Linked DNA regions of Mus musculus: region 1 is linked to region 2. The links are chromatin loops, found by intact Hi-C in ENCODE. Cell type or tissue: heart. All regions are shown on one strand. Links, peaks and the distances in the headings refer to the core of each region. The heading gives the core; the rest is flanking DNA.

What was found. A loop is a pair of places that touch in the nucleus more often than their neighbours do. Peaks named below come from ENCODE experiments on the same cell type or tissue, not always from the same donor. Only the 100,000 strongest peaks of a DNase experiment are listed, where the experiment ranks them.
Region 1: it touches region 2 in a loop (5-fold over the local background); 1 of 42 quality-filtered maps calls a loop at or near these places.

The regions. Positions count from the first base shown.
Region 1 is chr1:59,460,813-59,471,330 of GRCm38, reverse strand. No RefSeq gene overlaps it. Among named protein-coding and RNA genes, the nearest start is that of Gm33774, 7.4 kb to the right of the region's middle. In heart, for the core only: no CTCF peak of the experiment used is centred there; no DNase peak of the experiment used is centred there; H3K27me3 peaks cover 2,581 bases.
Region 2 is chr1:59,386,602-59,397,119 of GRCm38, reverse strand. It overlaps Gm33724 (a long non-coding RNA gene), which reads left to right. Exons shown (of 3, transcript XR_865453.1): 3 at 2,726-3,874. Among named protein-coding and RNA genes, the nearest start is that of Gm51625, 23 kb to the right of the region's middle. In heart, for the core only: no CTCF peak of the experiment used is centred there; a DNase peak (open chromatin) is centred at 5,149; H3K27me3 peaks cover 1,790 bases.

The DNA of each region.
Region 1 (10,518 bases), core at 3,588-8,587, 74 kb before region 2:
CTGCTGGGGAAGGGGCTGTGGTACCAGGCTGGCTCCGGTGGCTTCCAGCAGACCTGTGAAGAGCTGCCGCTGAAGGGGGGTGGGGAGGGGAGGCAGGGGACGGGCAGCAAGACAGCCCTGAAAGCAGAGGAAACATCCTAAAGAAGAGATAAACAGAGAACAGCGACAGACTTCTCACTTTGGCAAAAGGCGCTTTGGTCTCCCTGTGAAACTTCACCCCTCTTCTTCCCCAGCTTCCCATTTACAAAATTAGTCCAGGCCCTGAGAGATGGCCCCTGCTTTAAAGTCCTACTCTAAAGGCCTATTGGTCCTGCTTTGTCTTGGCACCCTGGGATGGAGGTCCTGACTTAAATCCCAGCTGAGCTGTTGGGAGTGAGCCAGCTGACCCACTCCAGCGTCTGGGCCTAGCCAGATCCTTACTATTTTTATGATCTGCTAACATTTATTTTATGCTCATCATGCCAGAGACATCTTGCCCACCCCTCACTTCCTGAACCTTGGTCCACAGTAGCCCTTGCAAGTGGCTACTCTTTGTTCTATCCACGTTATAGATGAGGATACGAAGTCACAGAGAGGTCCGAGATCCTACTGACAGTAAGGAACAAACTTTGAACCCAAACTTTTCCTTGAATAAGAAGCGGGAGGAGGGGTGACGGTCAGGAAGAAAGGGGGTGACGTTTAAGAGCATGAGGCTGTCTGCCCTAGAGAGAAACAATCAACTCAGGTTTTCCGAGCAATGCTCCATGAGGCTGCATTTCTGTCTGGCACCTCCGTGGCCAGCTGTCCCAAGAGGACGTCATCAGTAGTATAGCGTGTCTGTGGGAGACTGGATCATTATAAAGCACATAGGCCATCTCCTCTGGTGACCAGCTCACATTTGTCACTCGGCTAAGAGACAGGAGAGAGTTTTCCAACCAAGTATTTTGTAAGCTCAATTTTACGGCTGAAAAAAAGGCAAGACAGCTCAGGGACGGTTCGTGTGGTCCAGTAGGGACCCCAGCTCTCTGCTTATGGGTGTGTTTGAGGAGGTATGGGTGAAAGCCCATGGTTTGAGTTTTAGTTCTTATTTTGTAGCTTGTGTGGCTTTGAACACGTTGCTTCTTGAAGCCTCAGTTTCCCTGTCTGCAGAGTGATAATAATCACTGTAGCCGCTGGCTCCTGGGATTGTGGTGCAGTATCTGTCAGGCCGTAAATGATCAATGAATAGTAATTACCATCGGTAAAGGTTTAAAGAAGCAACTTAGGAAGATATGAGATGGAGGCTGGTGGTTCCTCAGAAGGTCACCAACATGCTCTGTGTGCACTGAGAATTACAACATTACAGGAGGAAATGGGCAGAGTGAAGCTGGGCTTCCCTCCGTAGGAACATTTCTGATGAACTAATAGGCCACAGAGATGGATCTTCATGAGTTGCTATAACCTGTAAGAGCTGTTGAAAGTGATTGCTTATCCAAGTCTGGGTGCTTATACCCCACTGAAAAAATATTTTAGGCCTTCCAGTTTATTTCCACCCATGTCCATTTTAGGTATAAGTCTCTTGGCAAGAACTGGGCTACTTGTAAATAAGGAAAAAAAAAATCCCAGTTTCACTTCTAGCAACATCAGTTCATCAATGTGACCACACTCGGCTCAGAGGCTGAGCTGATGGGAAACGGAAAACAGGGAGGTCAGGGGCGAGCATCTTCACCTCAGCCTGCTTCTCTATCATTGTCCCACCCATGTATTCTGAGTGCCCCACACCACAGTCTAGATTAACACAGTCTGAGGAATGCTGCCCTGACCTCTTCAAGAGCAGTGTTGTTTGGGGGTGGCTTCGGGGAGTCCCAGGGAGAAAGCTGATGAGGGTGACTGCTCTTGGTGTCCCTCACTTGTGGATATATTTGCAAAAGAAAGGCCAGAAGCCATGCTGGCTGCCTGGTGAGCCCTGGCAACAGCACCTGCATCAAAACTATCCTGTATCCGGGAGAGCTGGCACCAGCGGCTGCTTCCTAAGTATCCGTGGCTTAACAATCTGCTGTCTTCTACTACTCCCTCCCATTTTCACACCATGCAGTTAAATGTTAAAATAGATTTCTCTTCACAGTTTCTGAATGTGCTCACTTTGTAGTTATGTATGTATACAGAATAAAGATTTATTACAGGGGTTAAGCACAGTCTGCCCCACTGCAAGATTCTGCTCAGTGGTCTCTGTACTGATCAATAATGGCCTCCCCTGTGTGTATGACCATCCTTAAAACCCAATTGTCAGTTAATTACAGGCTGGGTGTGGAGCTCATCCAGACAGCCCCTGCCTAACATATTTAGGGCCCTGGCCTTTATTCCTACCAATGAAAACCAAACCAAACCAAACCAATTAATTATAAAAATGTTATTTTGTGTTTTAACAAGTAATGGCAGCCAGTTTTGTTTTGTTTTGTTTTGTTTTGTTTTGTGGCCTGGAGCGGCATCAGATCTCCTAGGATTGTAGTCATAGATGGTTATTAGCCATCATATGGATGCTGGGGACTGAACTCTGGCCCTCTGTAAAAAGCCAGTTCTCTTAACTGTTGAGCCCTCTCTTCAACCCCAAGATTTTTAATATGCATTTTTGTTTTTAAAACAAAAACAAACCTCTCTCCAAAAACTTTACAGTTGTCCTGAAAATTTAACATGACTTGTTTTATTATTACTTGTTTGTTTTTTTGTTTCTGTGTGCATCTGTGTTAATTGAAAACCATGGCACTTGTGTGGAGGTCAGAGGAGAACTGTGTGGGTCATGGGTGGGGATCCAATTCAAGTTGTCAGGCTTAGTGGGAAGCACTTTATTTTACCCACTCAGCCATCTAGCTACATCACACTCACACACACACACACACACACACACAACTGAGGCAGGCCTGGTAGCCTATAACTCACTTTGTACACAAGGCTGGGCCTTGAATCTACAGGAATCTGTCTGCCTCTGCCTCTGCCTCTGCCTCTGCACACCCAGTCCTAATATATTTTCAAAACGTATTTTCTAACATTTTATTTTATACATATGAGTGCCTTGCCTACATGTATGTATGTGTACCATGTGTGTACATGGCTCGTAGAGGCCAGAGAGATTTTGATCCCCTGGAATTTGAGAGTCTTGGATGGCTGTGAGCCACTGTGTAGGTTCTGGGAATCAAATCTGGGTCCTCTACAAAAGCAACAAGTGCTCTGAACAGCTAAACTATGTCTTTAGCCCCCTAGTATGTTTTCATTTTATTTAAATTTTATTTTATATGTAATGTCTATTTTGGCTGCATATATGTTTGTGTACCACTTGTGTGCCTGGATCTCCACGGTGACCAGAGGAGGGCATCTGATGCCCTGTAACTGAAGTTACAGAAGAGTTCAAAGAGCCATGTGGGTGCTGAGAACTGATTCTGGGTCTCTTAGAAAAGTGCTCTTAACTGCTAGACCCTCTCTTACCATGAAAAAAATAATACCAATTTGTATTTTGTGTTGCTGGGACCAATACTGGACCCCTTGTACATCATTTTAAAATACTTAAATCATTTTCCACTAAACTATACCCCATTTCTTGTAATATGTTTTATCTATCTATCTATCTATCTATCTATCTATCTATCTATCTATCTACACACACACACACACACACACAGAGAGAGAGAGAGAGAGAGAGAGAGAGAGAGAGAGAGAGAGAGAGAGAGAAATGGAGTTTTAGAAAGGCTGAATAGTTTATCCAAGCTTGTGAAGCTAGTGACATTTGGGGCATTTGGGGCTGGGGTTCGAATCTGTTCGGTCTGACTCCAGACTTGATCCCACTGCCAAGTGTCAGGAGTATAGGCTGCTGCTGGCCAATGAGCCATGCTGCCTGGTGAGAGTTCACCTTCGCCTGAACTTCATGAAAGGGAAGGCTATCCTTGACGGCTCTCACTCTGTTTAAGACAGCTTTAATTGTTAAAAAGTCCTTCATTATATCGAACTGGACTGGGCCTCCCCAAGGCTCCCATTGATCTTTATAGTACATATTTAATCCCTCTTCTGTACAATCGTCCCTCAGATACAGGTGTGCCACCCCGCCCCCAGGCCTCCTCCTCTACAAAGTTTGTGGGAACCCTGGAATGTAGGCCCTCTCATGGTTCCAAGCTCCCAGTGCAGCCCAGGGGAGGCTGGGTGGGCTCGAGCATGAGGGCAATATTAAATCAGGTAACTCAAATCGATCCCAGGCAGTGTTTGGAAGCATGGGTGAGGAGCTACCTGGGAAACAGCTAAGCATTCTTCACCATCCCGAATCGATGCTTGTCTGCAGCACAGGTATTCAAGTATTGCCATAAGATGTTATGATCTGAAGATGGGGAGTGTGGTAGACTTAGCAAGGATTCGGTCTGTGGACTTGTGGTGGAGTCTTTATTCCAACTTAGTGGGATCCTAAGGGGTGTGTGTGTGTGTGTGTGTGTGTGTGTGTGTGTGAGAGAGAGAGAGAGAGAGAGAGAGAGAGAGACCCCAAATGACATCAACATGGGGAGGGTGGAAGGCTGAGTGATGAAAAGAAGTTCTGCACCAGGCATGATGGGGTGGTACCTAAGCTCCACCCTCGATGAGGTCATATGTGGTTTAAGCATTAAGGAGCTAGGAAGGCAGATTTTAAAAATGTCTTTCTGTTCCACTGAAGACATCGATGTAACCAGAATCCATGGGAGTGTGGCTGGGGTAGGGTCGGGAGGAGGGTGGTATAGAATTAAGTGGCCAGGGCCAGCTCTCTTGGGAGAGTTATCGAGAAAAATGAGGTAATAGAAACATCCTCCGGCAGCAAACGTTAGCTCTTCTCTTTGCCCCCTACTGTGGCACCTGATGCATGAATGGCCTTCCTCCTGGCTTTCTCTAGTCACATGACTGAATATCTCCAGATGCTGGCAATGTTGATAGTCCCCAAAGCCCAAGAGAACTCAAATCCTGACCAGAACAGAAGACCCCAGCAGAAATGGTGAACAGGAAAAAAAAAATTAACATTTTCATTGTTATCAAATGCCATATGGATCTTTACCTTTCTTCAAAGCCGTGTGAGCCAGGCCCTGTGCTTGTCCTTACAGATAGACGAGGGTGTTACACAAAATCAGCACAGCCTTATGGAAAGCCATTCAAACTTATTGGGTTTCTGGCTGGAAGCATAGCTCAGTTGGTATTTACCCAGTATGCACGCGGAACCTGGTTCAGTCCCAGCACCGCACACATCCCTGCAGTCCCGGTCCTTGAGGTAGCGGGTATAAAGTTCAGTGCCTTCCTTGATTATATGGTGACTTCAAGGCCAACATGAGCTACCTGAGACCTTATCTCAAAACCAAAAGTAGCATGCTGGATATCTATGAGGCGCAGGTCTGTGCCCACCCCCTTTTAAGGTTTTTAAGAAAGCCATGAAGGGGGAGCGTTCTCTATTCTGCAGGAACAGGATGTTTTTGGCTGGACATTGGGACTGCCTATGTCAGCTGTCTTGTAAATATGAGGGTGCAACCACAGAGGCTCCTCTGTGGATCCCCAGAGTGCTCCCTCGCTCACCCCTGTGGACAAACCCTCCTTTGTCTAAACCCGGTGTCCCTCTTCTAGCGCTGCCGAGGGTAAGTCTAGAAATGTGAGCATCTCTCTGAATTTGAGGCCAAATCCTTGAGCAAACGGGCCTTCCTCAGCCACCATCTATCTCTCAGCGGCTTCCAGTGACGAACAGAATGTGATGCCAGGCCCATCCAGATCAGGATTCTAGTGGCCACAATGGCTTCCCTTTCTTCCCCAGCCCTTCTTTATTGCTCCACACTCTCCACTCGCTTCCAGCAGGGAAGAGTTTAGAAGCCTGTGCTCAGGCCGAGTGTGCAGCTTCCCACAAGCTCCCGCGAGGGCTCCAGGGACAGCAGGCATTTCCCTTTAATAAGCTTCTCACACTACATTAAAGATAAAAGGGGAAGGGAAATATTTATATTCTGACAAAGCAGGCTCTTCCCTTCGGGCTCTTGTTTTATTTATTAACTTCTCTGTCCCTCTCTGTCTCTGTGTCAGGGGCTGGGCACCGGTGGCCCTTCTCTCCTTTAGTCATTACATTCTCCTTTGAGTGACAGTGACAGAGGCTTTAGAGTCACACTGTCAAAGAGATAGGACTGTAGATGGGTGCCATTCCCAGATGACACGAAATAGATGTTCCTCCCCCTCCTGGGAGCTGCTCTCCGTTTCTGCCTTTACTGCCAGTGCTTGGATGAGGAGTGGCTCACACTGGGGACGTGTGTCATTTCAAATGAAGCTGTGTCTGTTGGGTAAATTGTTCGGCCGTACAGTCACCTGGGTTCCTGACTGTGTATGGCTGGGCCCTCTTGACCTCTTCTCTCCTGCGTGCTCTCTCCCCATCGGGATGAAGGCGTTTCCTTTCTTCCTGCTAATTTACACAGTCAGTAAAAATCTTGAGTCATTCTTTCGCAATGACGAGCATTAAAATCTCAGCCTATCGATGGCTCCAAAGCCTGGGTGGGCTGTGGATGAGTTACTCTGCTGAACTTCCTCTCTCACCTCCTCCAGGGAGCCTGCCTAGATTTGTGAGAGGAGAGGAACACCAATCACTTAGCTCTGCTCTGTGAGCTTGGGTAACATGCAGGAGCTTAATGACCTTTTAAACAGAGTTTTAAAATCACTTATTTATTCCCCCCCCCCCTCTCTCTCTCTCTCTCTCTCTCTCTCTCTCTCTCTTTCTCTCTCTCTGTGTGTGTGTGTGTGTGTGTGTGTGTGTGTTTGTTTGTGTGAACATAGCACAGTGGACGTTGGAGATCAGAGGACAACTCAACTTGTGTTAGTCTTCTCTTACTCTGGCTTCTGGGGATGGAACTCTGGCTGTCAGAGACAACTGCCTTCACCCACTGAGCCCTTTCACCATTTGACCTTAAAAAAAAAAAAGTCGCACATGATCATCAATTAAAATTTCAAACACAATGAAAACCACCCGAGGCCTAGCTATCCTACGGAGAACACGTACAGCAGTGACTAAACACACAGACTCTACAGCCCGGGCTCCTGGTTTTGATTCATAACCCAACCCTTGGCTGGCATGTAAACTGCAGGAGGCATCACCACGCTCCAGGTTCCTCCCTTGTAAAATGGATCCCCGAGTGTGCCCACTCTTTCCGAAGCAAACGATTCATGTGAAGGGCTTGGAGACAATGCTTGACTCATACTGAGACCATAATAAGAGTGAGCTATTGTTGTTACCATCTGAAAATAGCCAGTGGCTAACAGCTGACATGTATTCTAGACACATACATATTCTGTGTGTATGTACACATAGAATCACTTTTCAGCAACACGGTGACACTGCAAATGCTTTAAGACATCATTTTAAAGGGAAGGTGGACACCATAGCTCAGTGGCTAAAGGTACTTGTTGCACAAGCCTGCAGACCTGGATTCAGTCACGAAAAAATAGGAACAGAGAACTGACTTGTCCTGACTTTTGAGGCATTCATGTGCTCCCCTGCCCCTCTACCCCACATATAATAATAAACAAAGAAAGTTTAAAAGTATTGGGTTTACCCGAGCGTTAGCAGAAGAAAGGAGAGACGCTGAAATAAATGGACCTATTAGTCTCCTGATGTGAAGATGCACTAACTCTTTAACTATTCCAGTGGCCCAGGGTAATGCCGGCTCAGTGGCCAGGAGCACATACTGCATTTGCAGGGAACTAATTTTGGTTCCTAGGACCCATGTCAGCTGCCTGTCACGACAGCTCCAGGAGCGTCGGACATCTCTCTGTCCTCGGAACTCCCCCGACCTCCATGCATATACTCACTCCTACCACATCCTATACACAATTAAAATAACAATAAAAGTCCTTAAAATACCATTCCAGTCTAGAAAACTACACGGATGAAAACTAAGGGAAAGGACTCGCATCATGATGCCCGCCTGTAACCCGTGCTCTCAGGAGGCAGAGGCAGGAAGACTCAGGCAACATCATGGCAGCTTGATGTACCTAGCTGCCAGAGCAGCTAGGACTCAATAAAAGAAAAAGAAAAAGAAAAAGAAAAAGAAAAAGAAAAAGAAAAAGAAAAAGAAAAAGAAAAAGAAAGAAAAAAACAACAAAACAAAACACCTCAGTAGGAAATTTAGGAGAGTGGTTTGTGAACCCCAGCCAGGCGGTGAGATGCCTTCCTGCCCCCACGTCTTTTCTTATCTCTCGATTCTGCTGCTTCTCTGATTTTTAATTTGTTTGGGTTTATAGCATCTATGTTCTGATTTGCATTCATTTATGCTCCAGAGGGTTTGTCCTCATTCTGTATTTAATTGAATTCGATGTTTATTGCTAGTCCTTTTACTTCTGCGCCTCACATCCCTGGTTCTCTAATTTGAGCAGTTTCTTGAGTGGTTGTATTTAAACATCAAGTAGCTTTTTCTCACTGAGAAGGGCTCGCTGGTGCCTCAGTCCCCAGATCCTCTCTAACGGGCTATGTCTGCTTGTTGCTTCTCTGTGTGAAATGACGACTTGCTGCCTGCGTTGTTCTCCACTCTGTTGCTTTGTTTATTAATTAAAACATAACACACAAGCATGCAAAATAATAGGCTTTGATATTGTTGTCAAACAGATAACCATTATCTTCTCGTTTCTCTTCTTCTCTCCCTGCCCCATGGTGGGCCTGCCTCTGCTTTCACATCCAGTGTGTGTGTGTGTGTGTGTGTGTGTGTGTGTGTGTGTGTGTGTGTGTGTGTGTGACTTACTGTCCATATATAAAAGGAAACATTATATTTATGTGTGTCTCCCCCCATTACCTGCCCTTCTTCCCTCTCCCTCTTCTTTTGACTAGGTCTCATATATACCAGGGTGTCTTGGATTTTGCTACAAGTAACAATGATAACCTTGGACTTCTGATCTTCCTGCCTTTACTGCAAATGCTTGGATTACAGGGGTGCCTCACCACCTGGCTTTGGGGCTCCTCCTTTCTGTGCCTGTTTTTCTTTCTTAGTTGTTTTCTCATTATCTGTAGAGGGTGATGGAGTTCTGGTTCTGAACTGCATCTTTAACTACCTGATTCCTTTATCTCCTTCGTTGGCTAGCTTATTTCTCCCAACTTCAAGCTTACCCTGTTTGTCCCTGCGGATTATCAAAAAGACCGAAAGTCTTTTGTGCTTTCTCCACCAAAGGGATAGCTTAGGTTGAAGGAGCAAATGGATCAAATTAACTGGCAGTCAGAGCCCTGTCAGCTCAAGGTGAATCCAGAGGGTTCAGAGGGTCTGTCCTCATTCTGAAGGGCTCAGATTCACACCTGAATCCAGGTGTCAGGCGTGAGAACTGGTGACCTTGGTGCCCACAGACCTGGGAGGGCAGGGTTCATCTCTCCTGGGTACCTGGGAAAGGAGATGGGCGTCTCCCAACACCACCGTGTTGGTGGGAGCTGCACCAGGGAAGGTCCACTTGACATAATCCTTGGGTCCCCAGGGCTCAGCTTAAGTTGGGAGTTTTAGTCTAAAGTTTAGCTCTGTGATCTGGGGTCACGTGCTTGCTGTCTTTGGGCTTCCGTTCTATCACCTCTAACAAAAGAATGAGCCATTTTAATTTGTTGTAGTGTTTGTTTGTTTTTCCAGACAAGGTTTCTCTGTGTAGCTTTGGGTGTCCCGGATCTCACTCTGTAGACCAGGCTGGCCTTGGACGCAGAGATGCACCTGCCTCAGCATCTAAAGTGCTGGGAGTAAGGGCGTGTGCTACCACGGTCTGGCTGTTGTGGCATTGTTAATGAAGATCAAATTAAAATTTATCTAAAGGACAAGTATATGCTGACTCAGTATGTGCTTTCTGAGTATATGTACCGACATGAGTTCAATCCCCTACACTGTGAAACTAAATAATCAAAAATACAGTTGTGGAAGTCTTGTGAGTCCCAAATTAGATTGCAAATCCCCAGAGACGAAGGACTGCATCTTCTTCCTTGCCATGCCGGCCGTCCATAAAGTCGTCAGAATGTGTACCACAGAAGTTGAGCTTGGTGGTACATGCTTCTAATCCCAAACCAGCAGAGTCTGAGACAGGAGGATTGGAAATTTGAGGTCAGGCTGTAGCTGGTCCCTGTCCCACTTTAAAAAATATCTGTGAAACTATATTGACTCTGTCAGGTAACTTCATTGTATTGTTGCAAAGAGCAAACTATCTAACTTCAGTGGCTTAGCTGGGGCGGATAGATGATGGCCTGCAGGTCAAATCCAGCCTGCTACTTATTTTTTTGTTTTTTTGTTTTTTGGTTTTTTTCGAGACAGGGTTTCTCTGTGTAGTCCTGGCTGTCCTGGAACTCACTTTGTAGACAAGGCTGGCCTTGAACTCAGAAATCTGCCTGCCTCTGCCTCCCAATCCTGCTACCTATCTTTAAGAGACATTTATTTACATATCCATTTATTTATATTTATGTGTATAAACATCTGGCCTACATGTATATATGTACACCACTTGTGTTCCTAGTGTCTACGAAGGCCAGAAGATGGTGTTGGATCCTCTAGACCTAGAGTTACAGATGATTGTGAACCACTGTGGGCA
Region 2 (10,518 bases), core at 3,149-8,148:
CAAGTTTGCCATTAGGAAAGATTTGAGGTGGCGGGGGTAGGGCGCGGGGTGGGGGTGGGGCAGACCAATCTAGCCTGAGACACAGGAAGAGAGAAAACCTGGTGTTGAAGATGCTGCTGCCCCCATGAAGCTTTATGCAGCAGGTGTTTATCCACGAGACCCACGAGTTCCAGACGACCCAAAAGGGCCACAAGAGTAAACCATTTAGCCCAAGGACGATAAAACGGTCTCTTTAAGGTAATGCATATCTTCAATCTCTGAAGTGTTTGTTTCTCATAGGTAACAATTCTGCCCCTACAATTTAAAAAAAAAAATACTTCGGGAAAAGTTTCCATGTTTATTTGAGGTGGTAGGTACACTCTGGTTGTACAGTGATAATACTGAGGGGGTGTCCATGCCTATGCTCCTAAAAAGCCAGCAGCGTTAAGGGGTCCTTATTCTTGGAGGATGACAAGATGGCTTGGTAGGTAAAAGTGTCTGCTGCCAAGCCTGTTGACCTGCCATCTGGGACCTGCGTGCTGGAAGGAGAGGACCAACTCCAAAGATTTGTCCACTGACCTTCGTACTCGTTCTGTGGCTCCCTTGTACACACATGCCCGTGGGAGGAAAACACGCAGTTTGATTCAGTATAGGCCTTACAGTGCTTGTGGTGGTGCGTGCCTGTGACCCCGTAGTTTTCAGTGAAAGCAAGAGGAAGGTCAGGAGTTCAAGGCCAGCTTTGGTTACTTAAGAAGTTCAAGGCCAGCTTGTCCTTTTAAGACCATCTTAAAACAACAACAACAACAACAAATCCTCCAAACAACACCAACAAAAACCCACCAGGCCTGGAGGCACGGGAGTGTGACTTTAGCCCAGGAAAGCTGGAGGCAGCTGGAGACAGATGGATCACAATAAATTCAAAACCAGCAGAGTGAGCAAAGTCCAGACTAAGCAGGTTAGTGAGATAAAGACTCCTTGCTTTCATGCACGGGAAACCACTCTGCAGCCAGGGCCTAATGACTTCAAAGGGAGAGTGGAAGTGACTGCCCCAGGCTTTTAGAACCCACTTCTCCCACTTCTGCTGCTTTCTTCAATGACAAGATACTTTGGGGTAGCATGTCCTAGACTCCTCCTGGCTGGAAGAGACAGATGGAGCCAATATTGCACTAGTACAGGGTGGAGCAATGACCTGGTGGGTAAAGTCACTTGCCAGGGCTCCCACAAGTTTGTCCTCTAATCTCCACATGAGTTCTGTGGCACACACACACACACACACACACAGAGTGAGAGAGACATATAGACAGACAGACAGACACACAGACACACAGACCAAGTGAAGAAACAAGACTTGGGCTTGGTGGTGTATAGTTACAGAGGGAGAAGGATTATGAGTTTCCGGTTAGCCAGTTTGGGGCACACCAACTCTGTCTTAAAAATTACAGAGTTCGGGAGGCTTATTGGGAGATGGGTGGAGTCTGTTGTCTATGAAAGAAAAACACATAGCAAAGAGTCAGAGTTGGATAGGAAGGGCCTCTGGGCGCAGTGACAGTCCAGACAACAGCATTGGTGTTCTGGAGTCAGGCTTGCCCTGGGAGGGGTTTCTCAGTGGCAGACCAGCCATGCTGGGGCCTTGCTGGAGTTCTCTAGGGGACCTGGCCTTAGAACTGGGGTTGATTCTGAGGCTGCTGTTGATGCTGTAGGCTGCTCCACTTTTTGTAGGTTAACCCAAGCACTGTGCCTCCCCAGCCTCCCCGCCCCGGAGCAGGCCAGAAGGAGCCAGATTGGCAGCTCCTGTTAGACATGGAGATTGTATCAGCTCCTTCTGTCTGAACCCTTAACCCCACAGTTCTCAGGGTTCGTGTGATTCTGGATACGGTGCTTCAGGTACCTTTCTGACGTATGGAGGGGATGAGGGTGGGGATGGCGGACTCCCCAGTCAGCGAGCTATTAGCATGAGCGCTGAAGAGAGAGAAGTTTCCTTTCTGTGTGTGAGCTGGAAAGTGCAGCCTAGGCCTGCCTCGCTCTTGTCTCCTCCTGAGAAATGTGCCCCTGAGACTCAGCCTCAGGCCTGTGGAGAAACACTTCCTTTACCTGATAGGCCTGGGTCATTCTTTATCCTCCGCCTAGGACCTCCATCTGCCTGCTGGGGCTGTAGCAGAGAGACAGGCTACTTACTTTGTCACCAACTTTCCTGTGCTGGAAATCCCTGGATCCCCTTAACAAAGGAGAGCCAACCCGTCCCCTTCCCACTCACCCTCCCCTCACCCTTCCTTTCTCTCCTCCAATCCATACTGGTGAGAAACTGCTGAGAAACAACATCCACAATTAAGTCGGAGGTCACATTTAGTTCAGCACCATTGGCTGCTTAATTGGCTGATTCTATGGCTGTTCTCCTCATCTGCCAACGCGGCCTCTAACAAGCTGCTTGCAGGGCAATTAAGCCTCCGTTTCTGAGCTGTGGCTGATGCAAAGGTCCGCTCCCCTCCTTCATCTGGGAACCTGCTAGATTTCAGGGAGTAAATTCTCTTCTAGAATTCCAGATGAAACTACAGGTCTCAGTGAACACCTCTTCTGAAGGAGGCTCCAGAATAAAAGAGCCCTGTAGCCTCTGGGCTGGAGAAGACAACTTAGCCTGACTAAATCTCTCAGGTCTTCTGGGGCGGAGAGGCACTGATGCTAGAGAGTCAGAGAACTCCCAGTCAGGTGTGTCCTGCTGCTGAGAAATGTGACTTTGTCCCTTTTCTAGGGTTGCAACCTTGGGAAATTTACAGTCACTCTTTTCCGAGCTTCAGTTTCCTCCTATGTAAAACTGAGATAATGGTGGCAGCCACAACTTATCTGACTGACATCTGCCCTGAGGATGACGTCATGCGGCAGAGATGCAGCACTTTGCATAGGACCCAGTGCCTGTACTAGGTCAACAATGACATTAGAGATGCAAATGAAGTCACATAGCCCACACCAGGTATTTTCAATCCCAAGCTGGCAGAAGGACCTGAAAAGGACAGTGGCTGTGGATAGACGTATGTCCCTCCCTCCATGGGGATGGAAGACAGCTGTGTGGTCAATCAGATATGAGCAGAATTGAGACTGAAGAGTTTCCTGGAGCAAGCTGCCCTCATGAGGAATCTTGCCTGTGGGTGCAACTGTAATCTACTCTCTCCCAGACTCCGTTTATTCATTGTCTACTTGTAGCCCTCAGAAGGGAGGTACATGCTGGAGCATGGGTCTGGAATGTCCCTCACAGGCCTCAGCTTGAAGCTGTGGAGAGGTGGTGGAGACAGTCACACGGGGGCGAGTGAGAGACTTTTAGATCAGTGGGAATTGTGTCCTCAGGGGAAGTGTTGGAACCCAGTCCCCTCTTTTTTCCCTCACCATGAGGTAAGTAGTTTTGTTCCACCATGGGTTTGCCACAGAAAGCCATAGTGACAACCAATCATGGAGTCAAACCAGTAGATCTAGGAGCCAAATAAGCCTTTTAGAAGATGTATGAGCCACCATGTGGTTGTGAGCCACCATGTGGTTGCTGGAGATTGAACTCGTAACCTCTGGAAGAACACACGGCACTCTTAACCAAGTAACCCTTTATTGTTGGTTGTAAGTAGGTCAGCACAGGGCTTTGCCACAGTGATGGAAAATCACTAAAAAAGAATGAGTTCAGGAATCACCATCACCAATATCATCATTCAGAACGGAAGCATAGTTTATAAGCACACCCACATTACATTATGGTTTTAGTTCTCAGAAGAGCTCTGTGATGGTTGTGGGGGCACATGCTTCCCGGAGACATGACTGTGCCCTGATAATTCTTTACTTTCCTGTATCACACAAGTGCAAAGGTGTGAGGAGCGGGTGTGGCAGCAGTCCCAAGATGGCGCCCGGGACTGCAGCTAAGTCTTATGACTTGCACCTGACTTCCTCATACACCTGAAAATAAGCCACGACCATCATGAGAGCTGAGCAGGTGTACCATGATGCTGGCGGTGTAAACAAGTCCATATTTGGTGGAGACATGCCCCTGCTGCCCTGATTGGCTGAAGCTACATGCCTGGTGAGGTGGCATGGCCTGCCGTGAGTGGATGGGGGCTGAGAGTATATAAGCAGACCTCCCTGGGTGCCCGAGGTCCTCATAGCAGCATCGAGGCGTTCCTGCAATAAAGGCTGTTGAGAAGAATCCAGCCGTGTTGTGTCTTCCTTGCAGACTGAGGTGGGCGCAACACAAAGGTGCTCTGAGCCTGTCTTCTTTCTGTTGCAAGTGCAGACCACCTTATGCAGGTATGGGAATAGGTTCGCTGGTGTGGCTGACAGGATGCACTGCTGTGACCCTTCTGAGCATCGCTGGGAGCTTCACTGCATAACTCTCTGCCTGAAAACATTCAGGTGACATGAGCCAAAGCACCTGATGGTAAAAGGAAGGGCTGTGTCCCAGTGCAGGGACACGGTCTGGATTTGAAAATATTTCCATCCACTGTACAGCAGAACCCAAAGCCTCTGTCATTCAGAGGATGTTGTAAAAGGGCTGCCCAGATGGCGGCTCTCACTGCTCCTGAGAGGAAGGTGAAATCTCTGCTCCATCCCTGTGCTTGGGAGAAGTTGAGAAAATGGCTTGTTTCTAGATGTTAAGGAAAATGTTGTTTGTTTGTTTTGTTTTATTTTGTTTTGTTTTTCCAGACAGGGTTTCTCTGTTTAACAGCCGTGGCTGTCCTGGAACTCACTCTGTAGACCAGGCTGGCCTTGAGATCTGCCTGCCTCCGCATCTTGAGTGCTAGAACTAAATGTGTGAACCATCACACCCAGCTGAAAAATTTGTTAAAGAAAAAGAGAGAGAACTGGGACTGGGGAAATGGCTCAATGGTAAGAGTGTCTGGTCTGAAAGCATAAGGGCCAGAGTTCAAATCCCCAGCACCCATTTTATTTTTAATTTATTTTATTTATTATTTATTTATAGCCAGGCATGGCTTCCGTACCTATATCTCCATATATCTCCAACACCTTGGGGTGGGGGCAGGTGGAACCTAAGAGATTGCTGGCTGGCCAGAGTAGCTGAATGGAGAGCTTTTGGTTTGGTCAGCAGGCTCTGCCTCAAGGCATTTGGGTGGAGAGCTAATGGAAGATACTGAAGTCCTGATGTGGCATCTGCATGCGTGCTCACAGAGCTGGTGAGAGTCCTGCCTACTGGCCTGCATCTTGGCTCTGTCCCTGGCTTTGTTTGCTAGTTAGTGGTTGCTGTGGTGATTATCTGCTTTCTATTCATGAGGAAACTTCAGTTCTCCTTTCAGTATATTTCAAAACAATTGTCCTGATTTTCCAAAAAGCTTACTTTAAAAAGTTACTTGAAGTTGGGTCTGATCCCTCACGCAGGGGGCTGGGGCAGAAGGATCACGTATTTGATCATGTGACCAGCTAAGACAACTAACCATTGTTGTTTTCTCCTCTGGAAAGGTGAATCTCCACAAACATCACAGGATTGAGGCGGGGCACTACCACACGGGGATATGTTTGTAAGCATCACTGGGTTTGGAATAATAACCCTGAGGGTGGTGGCATAACTCCTGAGCACAAGCTTTCTCGGTTACTTGAGACACCTGGAAAATGAAGAGCAGAGAAGAATAAAGCCACTAGATATGTCTGGTTGGCTAAGGAAACTTTCCTGGACTCCTTGGGATTTCTTTTTTTTTTTTTCTTTGTTTTTTGGGTTTTTGTTTGTTTGCTTTTGGTTTTTTGAGACAGGGTTTCTCTGTGTAGCCCTGGCTGTCCTGGAACTCACTTTGTAGACCAGGCTGGCCTCCAACTCAGAAATTCGCCTGCCTCTGACTCCCAAGTGCTGGGATTAAAGGTGTACAACACCACGCCCGGCTCCTTGGGATTTCTTAACATATGCTTTTCTGAGTTCAGCTATCTGGGGGATCTCTAAGAAAGACAGGGTAGGGATAGAGTTATCACAGAGAGTGGAAATTCAAGATATCCCCCCAGCCATAATTTCCTTTCTCCTTTCTTCTTGAAATCTCTCAGCATTGGTTAAGAGTAAGCTGGTTAATTTGGCCTTTCCCCTTCCCCCTTCCCCCTTCCCCCTTCCCCCTTCCCCCTTTCCCCTTTCCCCCTTCCCCCTTCCCCCTTCCCCCTTTCCCCTTTCCCCCTTCCCCCTTCCCCCTTTCCCCTCCCTTCTTCCTTCCTTTTTTCCCCTCCCTTCCTTCCACCTGCCCCTCTACTCCTCCTCCTCTTCCTCTTCAGGGCAAGATATTAACAAGCAAGGGATGCTACAGGGTGGGCAGTAGTGTGAAGGAAAGGAGGAATAGTCATAATCTACAGAATAGGCAAATGGCCTGTGATTTCTCAAAGGCAGCACTGTGGCTCTGAAGCACAGACAGGAAACACAGGCAAGAGCTGGCATCTCAACACCTCTGTAGGCTTAAGGAAGAGCCTTGTTCCCAGGATAATAAGTTGTATGAGGTGTCATATGTCCCCCAACTAAGGAAGTAGCTCTCATAAGGTTATTCACCCCAGGAAATATTAAGGAGGGTAGAAAAATTTCTCATTTCAGCTCAAAAAGCAATGCAATCCAAAAGTCATTAATTCTGCACTCATCTGTTGGCTCCTCGTATCCTCTTTGTCCATAATCCATATCCATTCTCCCCTTTCTACCACCATCTTCAACATCCTGTGAGGAGTCACCCTCCCTCCCATTCTCCGGCACATTCTTCTAGAACCTAGAAGAATGGAGGTGATTCCAATTTCAGTGCTAGGTGAGGGGTGCATAGTTTGCCATAAGCCAGAAACACTTGAGTTCCTCCTGTCCTTCTTATTGCTTGTTTCTCAGTTGGTTCTGGGTTGAGAGCATCAGTGGCCATCTTGGGGTCATCGAGAACCGGTTGTGGGTAGAACTAATGAAATGAAGCTGAGAAATGGAGAGAAAGCAAAACCACCTTTCTTGGATCATTGTTTAGGTCATGAGAACAGTCCTTCCTAGAGCAGTCGTCCCCAGAAGGCAGAAGGCAGCCCTACTTCAAACCCTACTTTAACCGAAGCTGACAACCCACCCCCTCTCCATTTATTGTGTGCACATGTGCAAATCTACATATGCATACATGGCACACACGTAGAGGTTGGAACTTTCAGGGGCTGGTTCTCTTTCTACCATGTAGGTCCTGGGAACTGAACTCAGGCCTAGCAGCAATTATCTTCAGAAGCTGAGCTGCTCCAAATGCCTTGCTTTCATAAAATAATTCGATAAAATATCTTGAGCATATTTGCATGGAATTTTCCATTATTTGTAACCGAAAGCATGCAGTCAGAAATAACTAGTGCCTGGATATGCGGTTCAGCTGGTGGAATCACTGCCTAGTATGCACACGACCTGAGTTCAAGCCCTAGGAGAGCCACAAAAGAGAAAAAGAAACTGGAGTGCCTGTATCTGCCATCCAAGGTTACAGTAAAGGTTAAATTGGAATACGTGGACACAGACAGTGAAGCACAAAGTTGCTCCATAAAGCCTCTCTCTTTCTCACCCATCTCAGCCCTAAGCCCTGTCAGGGCTGGCCAGTGCAGCACAGTCTGTGGAATGTCTGCCCAGGGGAGAATGGAGGTTCTTTTTTTTTTTTTTTGTCTCCTAGGCTTGCCTCTGCCACAAGGGGAGGTCTGCAACTGAAACATGTCTTGCATTTGGAAACTGTATGCGCTTCCCTAATAAAGGACGGCACCAACACGGTGTTGGTTAGTTTTAGGTCAACTTGACCCAAGGTAGGGTCATCTGGGAAGAGGATGAGCTGAGAAAATGCCTCCTTCTTATTGGTCTGTAGGGGTGTTGTCTTGATTAATGATTGATGTGAGGGCGTGCAGCCCACTGGGGGCAGGTGGCCCTTGGTGACAAAATAAAACATGGGGAACAAGTCTACACCGAAAAAGCAGTGCTCCTCCATAGTCTCTGCTTTGGTTCCTGCTTCTGGATTCCTGCCCCGGCTTCCCATAATATGGACCATGAACTGTGAGCTGAAATAAACCCTTTTCTTCTCAGATTGCTGTTTGCACGGTGTTTGATCACAGCAACTGAACGCAAACTAGAACTAGCAGCAGTGTGTGTGTTAGCAATCTGGAAAATGACTAGAAATGGGAGACCAGCTTCACCTGATCAGAGCAACTGAAAGCAAACTAGAACTAGCAGCAGTGTGTGTGTTAGCAATCTGGAAAATGACTAGAAATGGGAGACCAGCTTCACCTGGCTCGGGCCGAGCTGTCTGAAGGACCGGCTTTCCTGGAGGCCATGCAGGAGCTCTGTCCATGACTTTTACTGCTTCTGGTGACTGCCTTTAGCGCTCGCTCTTTTGTAGTTAGTCCTACTAAGGACACTTTGATGATGTGGTTATATGTAGCATACACAGGGTAACTTAGGAGTAGCCTACCTATCTGTGATGGTTAATATTAACTGTGAAGCTGCAGGTAGGGGTGGTAGTGCACACCTGTAATCCCATCACTTGAAAGCAAAAGTGGGAGGACTAGCTTCAAGGCCAGCCTTGGTTTCCTGGGAAGAGGGCCATGCGATCAGCTGCTTTACACTCTTGCCGCCATTCCTTCCCTGGCGTGATGGACTGCATTTCTAGCTGTCAGTCAAAATAAAGCCTCCCTTTCTTAAGTTGCTTTTGTTGGCTTTTTTTTTTTGTCACAGCAATGAGATAGTGATGTCTGCCCAAGTCCCTTTTGTCATTAGACTAGCATCCCAGCCTCCCAGGATTAAGACCTGAGTGTCTTAGGGGCATTATAGGGCCTACCACTGAACGTCATTGGGAAGCCTAGTTGGTTCAAAACTACTCAGGGGCCCATTTTTCTTTGCTTTGGTTATGGCTACACCACCAGACAAAATACACTTTTCTTCAAAGGGCTCCATGACTGCCCTGCGAGTTGTTTTTGTTGTTAGTTGACTCATTCTGCTAACCACTGTCATTTGTCAAAGGCAGCAGGCAATAAAAGTTCCTGCCACATTTATCTCTCCCTCCCTAGGATGTACATTCATGCTCAGTACTGTTGCTGGCCCTGGAGCAGCCTTTAATCACACACACATGAAGCTGGTGAAGATGGACAGTTGTTGGACTTGGCTCTGTTCCATCCATTCCCAGGAAGGAGAAGGGAGCTCTCTCCAGGTCTTCAAAAATCATTTTCCTCCTCCCTAGGTGGGACAGACAGTCAGTTGATCCTGTTGTAGGTATCCAAACTCCAGGAAAGTCTTTCTCTCACAGCCTATGCTGGGCTCCACCAAAGAAGGGCATTGTGTCAATGAAACAGTAAAACCATGGTGTCCTGTATGCTGGGGCTTTGTTCAGCCAGATCTCATGGACTACACGGCCCTGCTGGGGCTCCTTCGTTGTGCTAGGGTAGACTCCTGGGACTCTGCACAAGCAACACAGCTTTCTCTCTCAGAGGAGTGACAGATGGCTTCAGAAAAAGCCTCCTCTCTGAGAGGACAGAGGAGAAAGAAAAGAAGCAAACATTCTGCTTAGACTGTGAAAGAGGAAGGTAGCTCTTGCTGGGATCAGGATTAAATTGAGATGTTGCTCTGGATGTTATTTTTGGGTGACTATGTGAGCTAGCATTAATTTTTAATAGGCAGAAGAATGTGCATCTTCTAACTACCTCTAAATAGAGCTGGGGAAAAACAACCCGAGATGCTGGAAAGTAACATTTTTTAAAATGTATTTTTGATGGTTATGTGTAAGTTTGCATTTAATGTCTTCATGTGGGTAGAAGTGAATGGTACACTTTAGTGATTCACACTAATTAAGTGGGAGCCTTAAGTGAGATGCCTGAATTACTATTTATTTAAAAAGCATGGTTTTATTATTTTTAAGGGCTTTGAGTAATGAAGCTAAACAAGGTGTTACCTAGGAGACCTATTTATGGAGACCTATTCTTGAGGTAGCAGAAATGGCTCCAATTTATAATTCTGCTATTGGGAAGGCAAGATCTGCAAATTGAAGGTGTGTACTTACTGCAGGTCGGGGGCATGTTTCAGGATTTGGGTTCACAGAAAACAGAAAGCACTAACTTGCCTGGTGTTAATTGTCCTGGGTTTCAGTATTGGGCATTCAAGTTTTATACACACATGTATATACACACACACACACACACACACACACACACACACACACACACACACACATGAGAGAAGAAAGACAGGAGAGAGAGAGAGAGATCACAGGATGTACTTCTATACCACAGTACAGTCTTCTGGTCAACCCAGGAGACTCAGGAGAAATTTAAAGGCCAGAGTAATGAAGTGACTTACCAAGGAATTTATTTGTAGAATGGAGGAAAGGGAACTGGGCTGTGAATCTCTGGCCTCAAGGCTAGCTTTCTTTTCCTGATACCTGTTAGATATTCACAACCACATTAGGGAAGGGGAAGAAGCAGGTAAGCAAGAACAGAAGTGGTAGAGACTTGGAATTTGGAGTGAGATACTGTTGGCCCCCAGCTAAGGCAGCAGTGACAGCAATTGTCATTTACCCAGTGCTGTTTCACGACAGTCTTGCTGAGCATTTGGGATGGACTGCC